Linked DNA regions of Homo sapiens: region 1 is linked to region 2. Evidence: chromatin loops called from intact Hi-C (ENCODE). Cell type or tissue: CD4-positive, alpha-beta T cell. All regions are shown on one strand. Each heading gives the region's core, and the rest is flanking DNA. Links, peaks and the distances in the headings are about the cores only. Region 1 has its middle 4.2 kb from the start of SLCO3A1. Region 2 overlaps SLCO3A1 (solute carrier organic anion transporter family member 3A1).

Region 1 (4,390 bases), core at 107-4,106, 92 kb before region 2:
CCAAATACAGTCACATTCTGAGGTGGTAGGGGTTGAGTTTGAAACATACGAATTTTGGGGGAGATACAGTTCCGCCCATAACAGGTCATCAAAGGTTGGACAGACTTCTTGTTCTGTTTGTTCACTCCTCACTCCTCAACCCTCCTACTTGCTGTAGTATGGGAGAGGCGTATGCCTGGAGGAATGGCAAGGAGGCAGCGTAAGGAAGCTAGGGTGCAGGAAACAAATGTATCCCGAGCAGAGGTTTTGTATCTTTCTCCCATGGGTATATGATGTCTCTATAACCCATTCTCTTAATTTAGGTTTTCTTTCTCTGTAGTGGCAGTCTACACCCTGGAGATTTTTTTTCCATGACCTCCTTGTATGTTCTCCAGAAACTCTTCTTTCACTTTGATCAGTCCAAGGGTTAATGGACTGACTGCACCATGCCCACTTGAGGTACACAGGCCTGGCACCCACTACCCCTCAGGAGGGCAGACAGCTGTGACCACTTTCTGCTGAGCTTGGAACTCACGATACTCTTGACATATAATCACTATCCCTCATGCTTCCTTTGTGGAAATGCTGTTGGGCCTTCAACTGGTTTCCAGTGCTGGCTCATGTCATTTGCCTACCATAGCATAACCCACTCTCCAAATATCAAGGTTTGTGTGCATTTTTCAGAGACCAGGAGCAAAGGTGGGAAAACCCTCCTCCGAGAGAGAGGACGAAAGACATTGTGTCCAGGAAAGGGGCTCGTGGGGACAATTTTTGCTGCAAGAAGGGTGTGTGTGTAGTTGCACAGAGGATGCAGAGGAGGTCCCTGGGGGGAATGCCTGGAAGGAACTTTTCTATAAACATTGACTCCTTCTGAACATTGACACCTTCTGGATCTCTTCTGTCCTAATCAGAGGTATTAAGCTTCTTGGCACGAGGCCTGGTGGTCACTGAGAACAAATGATCCTTTATTTTTATTATTATTGTTATTATTATTTTGAGACGGACTCTCGCTCTGTTGCCCAGGCTGGAGTGCAATGGCACGATCTCGGCTCACCGCAACCTCTGCCTCCCAGGCTCAAGCGATTCTCCTGCCTCAGCCTCCTGAGTAGCTGGGATTACAGGTGCTCACCACCATGCCCGGCTAATTTTTGTATTTTTTAGTAGAGACTGGTTTTTCCCATGTTGGCCAGGCTGGTCTTGACCTCCTGACCTCAGGTGATCCAACTGCCTTGACCTCCCAAAGTGCTGGGATTACAGGCATGAGCCACTGCACCTGGCCGATCCTTTATTTTTATAGTAAAACACTTTCTATACCCTTAAGAAGCTAACAGTCTATGTGGATAAACAAATTCTATTTATATGCATATCAACAGAAGCAGCAAATGATGATCTCCCCAAATGTACTAATATTGGGAAATGTTTATTATCTCTATTCTTTCTCCTTTACCTCAAAACTCATTTTCCATAAATATAACAGATTCCTAAAACCCTGGTTTTCTCATATCAATTCTTTCTATTTCCATTAATGGTCTTCTTTCTTTCTTCTGTTTCTCCAGTTGAATTCACCATTTTTTAGAAGTATATCTACATTGATGTTTATCATTTTCACTTCTTTGCTGAGCTTTAGGGCACATTCAAATTAAGAGATATAATTCACAATATGAAACTATGAATATAGTAAGTAGCAAACGGAGGCTATTTGGTAGAAAGGCATATGGACCAGGCTAATTGGAAAATGGGGGTGGGGAGAGAAAAACTCTGAGAAAAAGAAAATAAGCTTCAACTCAGCCCAAATATTAGTTTCAAGCCAAATAAGTTGGCCTAGCCCCAATTCTATCCTTGGTTGGACACAACATAGGATTGGTGCATTTTCAGAAAAAAAAAAAAAAAATTCACAGGGTGAGAATCTAAGCATCCATTTTCCATCCCAGTGACAATCAGAAATCATTCTTTGCATTTATTCTTCAACTTTGTATTTGCCTGTGAACAAAACTGAAGCTGGCAAAAGATGCTTCACGTGAATTACTTGAACAACAATTTCTCATTGTGTTGAATTACACTGAGGCTGCTTGCTGGGAAATCTTTCACAGTCCAGTAACAGAGGAAGATATTGTCGTTTTTTCCCACGACCATATAGTTAACCCACTTCTCTCCTACCAAAATGAATAGACAGTCCTCTCTAAAATGAGGGAGGAAAGCTCTTCAAATCCTGATCACTAAGCATTTACCTATAGCTTATCAATATCTTACGAACCAAAAGCCAGTTTATCTTCTCATGTCACCCCACTTTCTTTTTTGCTTCCCCACATCAGATTTTAAGATTACTTGGCTTCTCAATGTTTAGAATACCTCTAGTAGCCAACAAAGTAAGGAATCACGGAACCACAGCCTTAGCTAGCAATATTTTCATCTTGAAAAGTCATCTAGTCCAGAAAGTAGTTGAGAGGCTAAAATAATCATAAAGGTTCTAGAGTCATTCATAATACCAACCTCTTCCTAAATTCACCATCCACCACTAGAGGGAGAGATGAATGAAAAAGGCCCTAGCATGGAAGTGGAGGTTACAGCATTTCTCCAAGGCAACATTTAAGGAAGCCCAGTTGAGGCCTTTAATGGGGTTTAAGTTGTCGGCTTTCCTGCTCACATGAGTGTTAACCGTCTATTTCAGAGGCTTGTTGGAGGGGGCACTGCAGTTCATGGAAGGGTTAAACCCCCTCTACCTCCCTTTCTTTCTCCTCCCTGCTCCCGTGTCAGGAGTTGGTTCCTTCCTGTGGGTTCGTGGTCTCGCTGACTTCAAGAATGAAGCTGCGGACCTTTGCGGTGAGTGTTACAGCTCTTAAAGGTGGCACGGACCCAAAGAGTGAGTAGCAGCAAGATTTATTGTGAAGAGCAAAAGAACAAAGCTTCCACAGCGTGGGGGGGGGGGGGGGTGGGGCAGCTTTTGTTCCCTTATTTGTCCCCACTCATGTCCTGCTGATTGGTCCATTTTTCAGAGTGCTGATTGGTCCATTTTACAAACCTCTAGCTAGCTACAGAGCACCGATTGGTGCGTTTTTACAGAGCACTGATTGGTGCATTTTACAAACCTCTAGCTAGCTACAGAGTGCTGATTGGTGCATTTTACAATGCTCTTGTGAGACAGAAAAGTTCTCCAAGTCCCCATCCGACCCAGGAAGTCCAGCTGGCTTCACCTCTCACTCCCACCAATTTGGGGTGGCAAATGTAGACTCAATTCCTGCCACTTGCTGGCGGTGAGCTCCCAAAATCCACCTACTGTTGTTTCTTTTGAGAAAAAAAAGGGGCTAATAAGACCAGCTCTCCCTGTTGTAAGCTTCAGCTGAGATACAGGACATAGAAGTACTTCATAAGCATTAACGTGCTGTACAGATACAAGGATGTTTACTATTTTTCTGCTGCTTCCTCTATCTGCATACGGGGCTAGGGGAATGCCAAGCAGAAGCACTTGGTGCTCATAAACCCACCTTATCATCCCTGGAGCCCTGATCTACAAGTAAATAAAGGATGAGCAAAGAAGGAAGGGAGTTGAACTTGTTAAATTCCTTCTTTCTGACTGTTGTGAGGCCGCAGCCTGATTTCCCTGAGGCTGACTTTGATGATTCTTTAGGCTTCAGGCACCAGGATTACTTTCATGGCTGCTTACCATTAATTATAGGAAGAATCCACAACCCTAATCCGAAATCCTTTATCTGACAGCAAAAGTGTGTGATTTCTCTAAAGACAGCTAATTTTTTAATCTAAAATAAATGGTTAAGCTGAAAGAAGGCTGTGCCCTTCTCAGTCTGTACATGAGGCATTGTGGCATAGAACAAAAAGGGCTGGCCGGGCGTGGTGGCTCATGCCTGTAATCCCAGCACTTTGGGAGGCTGAGGCAGGTGGATCACCTGAGATCAGAGTTCGAGACCAGCCTGACCAACATTAAGAAACCCCGTCTCTATTAAAAATACAAAATTAGCCGGGTGTGGTGGCACGTCTGTAATTCCAGCTACTCCAGAGGCTGAGGCAGGAGAATCACTGAAACCCGGGAGGTGGAGGTTGCCATGGGCCGAGATCGCACCATTGCACTCCAGCCTGGGCAACAAGAGCGAAACTCCATCTCAAACAAACAAACAAACAAAAAAGAACAAAAAGGGCTGGACATGGATGCAAGTTTTGTTCCTTTCCAGCTTTATAAAAGAGGAACAACATAAGTCCCAGCCTCCCCATCAGATGAACCACACTGCGTGATAAACGAGATAATATGTATGTAGTTATAAAGAACCTGGGCTATGATGGCAGACAACCTGGTTTTCAAAGACTTGCCCTGCCACTTACTAGACAAGTGACACTGGTCAGGTTAACCTTTCTAGGCCTCAGTTGTCTCATCTGTAAAACAAGGCTAATAATAGTATCT
Region 2 (4,390 bases), core at 308-4,307:
TTGTGGATTGCAACTTAACATGAGATTTGGGTGGGGACACAGATCATATAGGCGCTATAGCAGAAGAATGTGGTTCTGCAGCAGGAGCCTCCACCTCCCAGCTTTGCAGGGCTGGGCAGACCTTCCCCCATGGTTCGCTGGCTGCAGCCAGGCCTGGCAGAGGTGGGCAGATGCTCAGCCACAGATGGATGCCACGCTGCTGCCAGCTCCAGCACCTCCTAATGAAGTGTTTCATGGGTCCTGCATGAAGGTCAGCAGGCAGTGACAGAGGGGGTGCCAGGCTTCTTCCCTCCTCCTCTGCAGCATTCCAGTCATAGCTTGGACTCTTTCCCGTCAGTCTTTGCCTCCTACCCGCCTCCTCCATTCTCCTCCACACCTTTGCCCAGGACCTCTACGCTGCTATAAAGACATCAGCAGCCCCCGTAGCTCACAGGGTGCTGCTTCGAGCCATGCCAGCCCGCTGCTGATGTGACACAGCTAGCAATTACTGAGTTCTTCCCACGGGCCAGACACTGGTTCTATCTACTTAGCACAGAGAGGCCTAGTCACTTGCCTGGGGTCACATAGCTAGAAAGTAGCAGTCCAACCTTGAACCCTGGCAGTCAGGCTCTGGAGCCTATGTACCCAGCCCCTACCATTTGCACCGGGAGCTCTCACCACATGTTCCCATTGGGCCCTAAGCTCTTCCTTTTGTTGCCTTTCATTTCCTTCTCTCCTTGTTCCTGGCCCTACCACTTCAAACTTGCTTTCCCTCCTCTCCTAGCATCACATCCAATGACAGCAGCTCCTGCCTGGCATTGGAGCCATTCAGATCTCCTGTGTCTCTGGGCCTAGGTTCAGGTCAGTGTCCTGTCTGTTTCTGGTGCCTTCCTCGGGGTCCTGATACCTGCCCTTTCTGATACACGTGCAATCCAATAGATGACAATGTTTGCCAAGCCTGAGTCTGTGCCAGCACCTTGCTGAGCACTTCACAGCCCGTGAGACTCCCCCAAGCAGCTTTTATGGAAGAGGGGATCCAGACTCAGGGACATTGGCTTAAAGAGGTTGTAGCCAGTCCCCAGGGGCCACTGACTCCAGACCCAGGTGCATATCACAGTGCCAAGGGGCCTTTCTGTGCTTACAGAAATGAATCAGTTGGCATAGTGAATTTCAAATCAGTGCTTAAACTGATGGCCCTTTTTGTGGTTCAGGAAATTTGTGACAGGGTGATCCAAGAGCACCACTCATCTGGCACCCTCTGTCACTCAAAAAACCCCTGACACACACTCACATGCTCATGTGAGTCGACTGTTTCCTCCTGGCTGTGTTTGTACCAGTGTGCCTGTGAGTATTGATCAGGGTTCAGGGGCATCCTCCACAACCCAGAGAATGAATGCCCTGTGTAAATCCCCCTTTCTATGGGGAGATGTGAGTGAGTGAGTGGTGAATGAGCGAATATTCTGCTTCCTGATTGCTGCCTCTCTGAGCAAGGTGTCTGCCCCCTCCTAACCACCCCAGCATTTCTGGAAACCCTTGAGAACATTCCACTTGGGAGCTGCTAAATGTTAATGAGGGATCAGGTCAAGAGGGGCCCCCTTGACCTTTGCCCTTGGGCTTTGCCACCCTGCCGTTTTAGGAGGGTGATTTATTGAAGTGAAGGTAGAGGGAGTGGGTGGAAAGGAAATCACCCTTTAAAATTTATGACCATTTTCTCTGACATTAACGTGCAAGCCTCTGGCCGTGCAATTAGAGGTTGTTAGGCAGCTACAATGGGAAATTAATTCTGTAGGCTCCCTTGCCTGGTTGTGGGCAGCACTGCTCCAGGGCAGGTGGAAAGTAGGCTTGTTTCACTGGCCTGGCCGGAAGGTTGTAGTGTTCTCCTGAGAAGGGAATGTGAGCTGGTTTAGGTGTGTTGGGGCAGGGCGGGGCTCGGCTGGGGGGTGGGAGAGAGACACTGAATCAGTGCATGAGTGACCAGCTAGGACTGAGCCCAAAGACCTGAGATTCCCTGGGAGGCTGTGGGGTCTGCCACCCAGCAGATCTGTGTCACGGGAGTGGCGCTGTCACTCGTTGAGGTGGTGGCCTGGTTCCTTTGGCCTTAGGGAAGGACAAACTTCAACTCTGAGCCTTGATTGAGTGACCTTGGCCAAGTTACCTAGCTTTTCTGAGCCTCACTTTCTTGGCAATTAGATGAACCAGAGGTTTATTTCACTCAGTAAGTAATCTTTTCTCTTCCTTCGTCTTGGAGGTTTTGAAGCTTCTAATCTCCCATGGGTTTTGTACTTTTTCTTACTCGGGATGTTTGTTTCTCTTTGTCTTTAAAAAAATTATTTTTCCTCCTTTTTAATTTTTATGTTTAAAATATCTTCTATTCATTAACCTTCATGGAGCTTGTCTGTGTGCAACTTCATCTGAGAGCGCTCAGGCTTCCCTCTCTCCTCTGCCCAATGCAGTGCTTTGCATACTGTAGGAGCTGCATAAATGCCACTGGCTTATGGGCATCTGCAGTTCTGAGAGTGAGGGCTGGGGGCTGGTCTTAGGAGGGCAGCTCTCAGGCTACAAATGGGGGCTTGCACCAGCGTACTGGCTGAGGACTGCCTGCCTTTGAGCTAGGTCTTACCCATCCACGACAAAAATGAGAGAACAGTACAAGGTGGAGAGTTTGTCATAAGCTTAATTTATTCAATTTAGAGTCTTGTTCTTTATTCTAGACAATGCCACCACCTACTGTTTTGCTGTTTAAATGTACCTAATTTTAGGAAATCATAATTTTGGATCACGGCAGCTTTTCTTATTAAAATTTTACTTGTAGAAATAAAAAGGTGGCACCTCTGTCATTTACCCCTCAATATTTTATATTTGACTCTTCTGTGAAATCCAAAAATGTAGCAACTGCTGAACCCCACAATGTCTGATCTATAGCAGGCATTTCAGAGCCTCCAGGACTTGATTAGATATTGTTACACAGTGGTGATATGAGAACACACACCTGTCCATCGTTGAGATTTTGTTTTATGTATATTCCTATAGCTGTGCAGGTAAAACATGCCATTTAGCAGTGCTACTATGGCACAACTGCAGGGGGCACCATGTAGAGACCGTAGTTGGATGTGGCCTGGAGTTGTGTGTCAGTGGCCATCCCTCTTAGATTGACGATGCCCAGGCTCACTGGTTTTCAAACTTTGTTTTGCAACAGAACTCTGCTGGAAATGTATGTTTGTTTGTTTGTTTGTTTGTTTCGAGACCGAGTCTTGCTCTGTCGACCAGGCTGGATTGCAGTGGCCCAATCTCAGCTCACTGCAACCTCCACCTCCTGGGTGAAGGTAATTCCCAAGAAGCTGGAATTACAGGCGTGCACCACCACGCCCGGCTAATTTTTGAAAAGAGATGGGGTTTCTCCATGTTGGCCAGCCTGGTCTCAAATTCCTGACCTAAAGTGATCAGGTCACTGATCACTCCTCCCAAGGAGCTGGAATTACAGGCATGAGCCACCACACCCAGCCCTTTGCTGGAAATCTTAAGGGGAGTTCCCCTATTGATCAGACAGAGCAGAACTGCTCTGCCCGAGTGGGCGTGGGGCCCAGGGCCCAGCCGTTTGACCTCGTTCTGCCTCCCTTTCTCTCCTAAAAGCATCTCCCTTGACCTTCTGTCCTTGTAATTAATTCAGGTCTCCACAGAGCACACTGAAAACCTCAGGTCTAGTCTCATTTCCATTTTATAGAAATTGATGGTAAAAGACACATAGCATAAAACGTAGCATCTTACCCATTTGTAAGTGTGCAGCCTAGTAGTGTTAAGGACACTCCCAGTGTTGTGCAATCTCCAGAATGTTTCGTGTTGCAAAACCGAAACTGCACTCATTAAACAACTCCCCATTCCCCCTCCCCTCAGCCCTTGGCAACCACCAGTGTGCTTCCTTCTGTCTCTGTGAGTCTTGCTATCCTAGTTACCTCCTGGAAGTGGAACCCTACAGTATCTGTCCTTTTGTGACTGGTTTACTTCACTTAGTATCATGTCCTCAAGGTTCATCCAAGTTGTAGCCTGTGTCAGAATTTCCTTCCTTTTTAAGGCAGAATCATATTTCATTGTAGGTGTAAACCATATTTTGTTTATCCATTCATCTGCTATGGACACTAGGATTGCTTGCACCTATGGCTGCTGTGAATTAATGCTGCTATGAACCATAGGTGTGCAAAATGTCTTTTGAGTTCCTGCTTTTAATTCTCTTGCTTACACCCAGAAATGGAAATGCTGGATTATATGGTAATTCCATGTTTAATTTTTCGAGGAACCGCCATACTGTTTTTCATACCCAGTGCATAATTTTCATGTCTCATTGTTGATAAAATAGAGGTGACTAGGAGGCTCCAGGAAGAAGCCAGAGCCCCAGAGGACACAGAATGGCCTGGGA

Evidence for each region. A loop is a pair of places that touch in the nucleus more often than their neighbours do. Peaks named below come from ENCODE experiments on the same cell type or tissue, not always from the same donor. Only the 100,000 strongest peaks of a DNase experiment are listed, where the experiment ranks them.
Region 1: a loop joins it to region 2, with 7 times the contacts of the local background. A loop is called at or near these places in 54 of 110 quality-filtered maps.

The regions. Positions count from the first base shown.
Region 1 is chr15:91,847,363-91,851,752 of GRCh38, forward strand. No RefSeq gene overlaps it. Among named protein-coding and RNA genes, the nearest start is that of SLCO3A1, 4.2 kb to the right of the region's middle. In CD4-positive, alpha-beta T cell, for the core only: CTCF peaks have their summits at 2,478 (motif pointing right) and 2,681; DNase peaks (open chromatin) are centred at 2,519 and 3,019.
Region 2 is chr15:91,939,383-91,943,772 of GRCh38, forward strand. All of the region lies in intron 2 of SLCO3A1 (solute carrier organic anion transporter family member 3A1), which reads left to right. Among named protein-coding and RNA genes, the nearest start is that of SLCO3A1, 88 kb to the left of the region's middle. In CD4-positive, alpha-beta T cell, for the core only: a CTCF peak has its summit at 2,646; DNase peaks (open chromatin) are centred at 1,269, 2,669, 3,499 and 3,839; H3K27ac peaks cover 445 bases.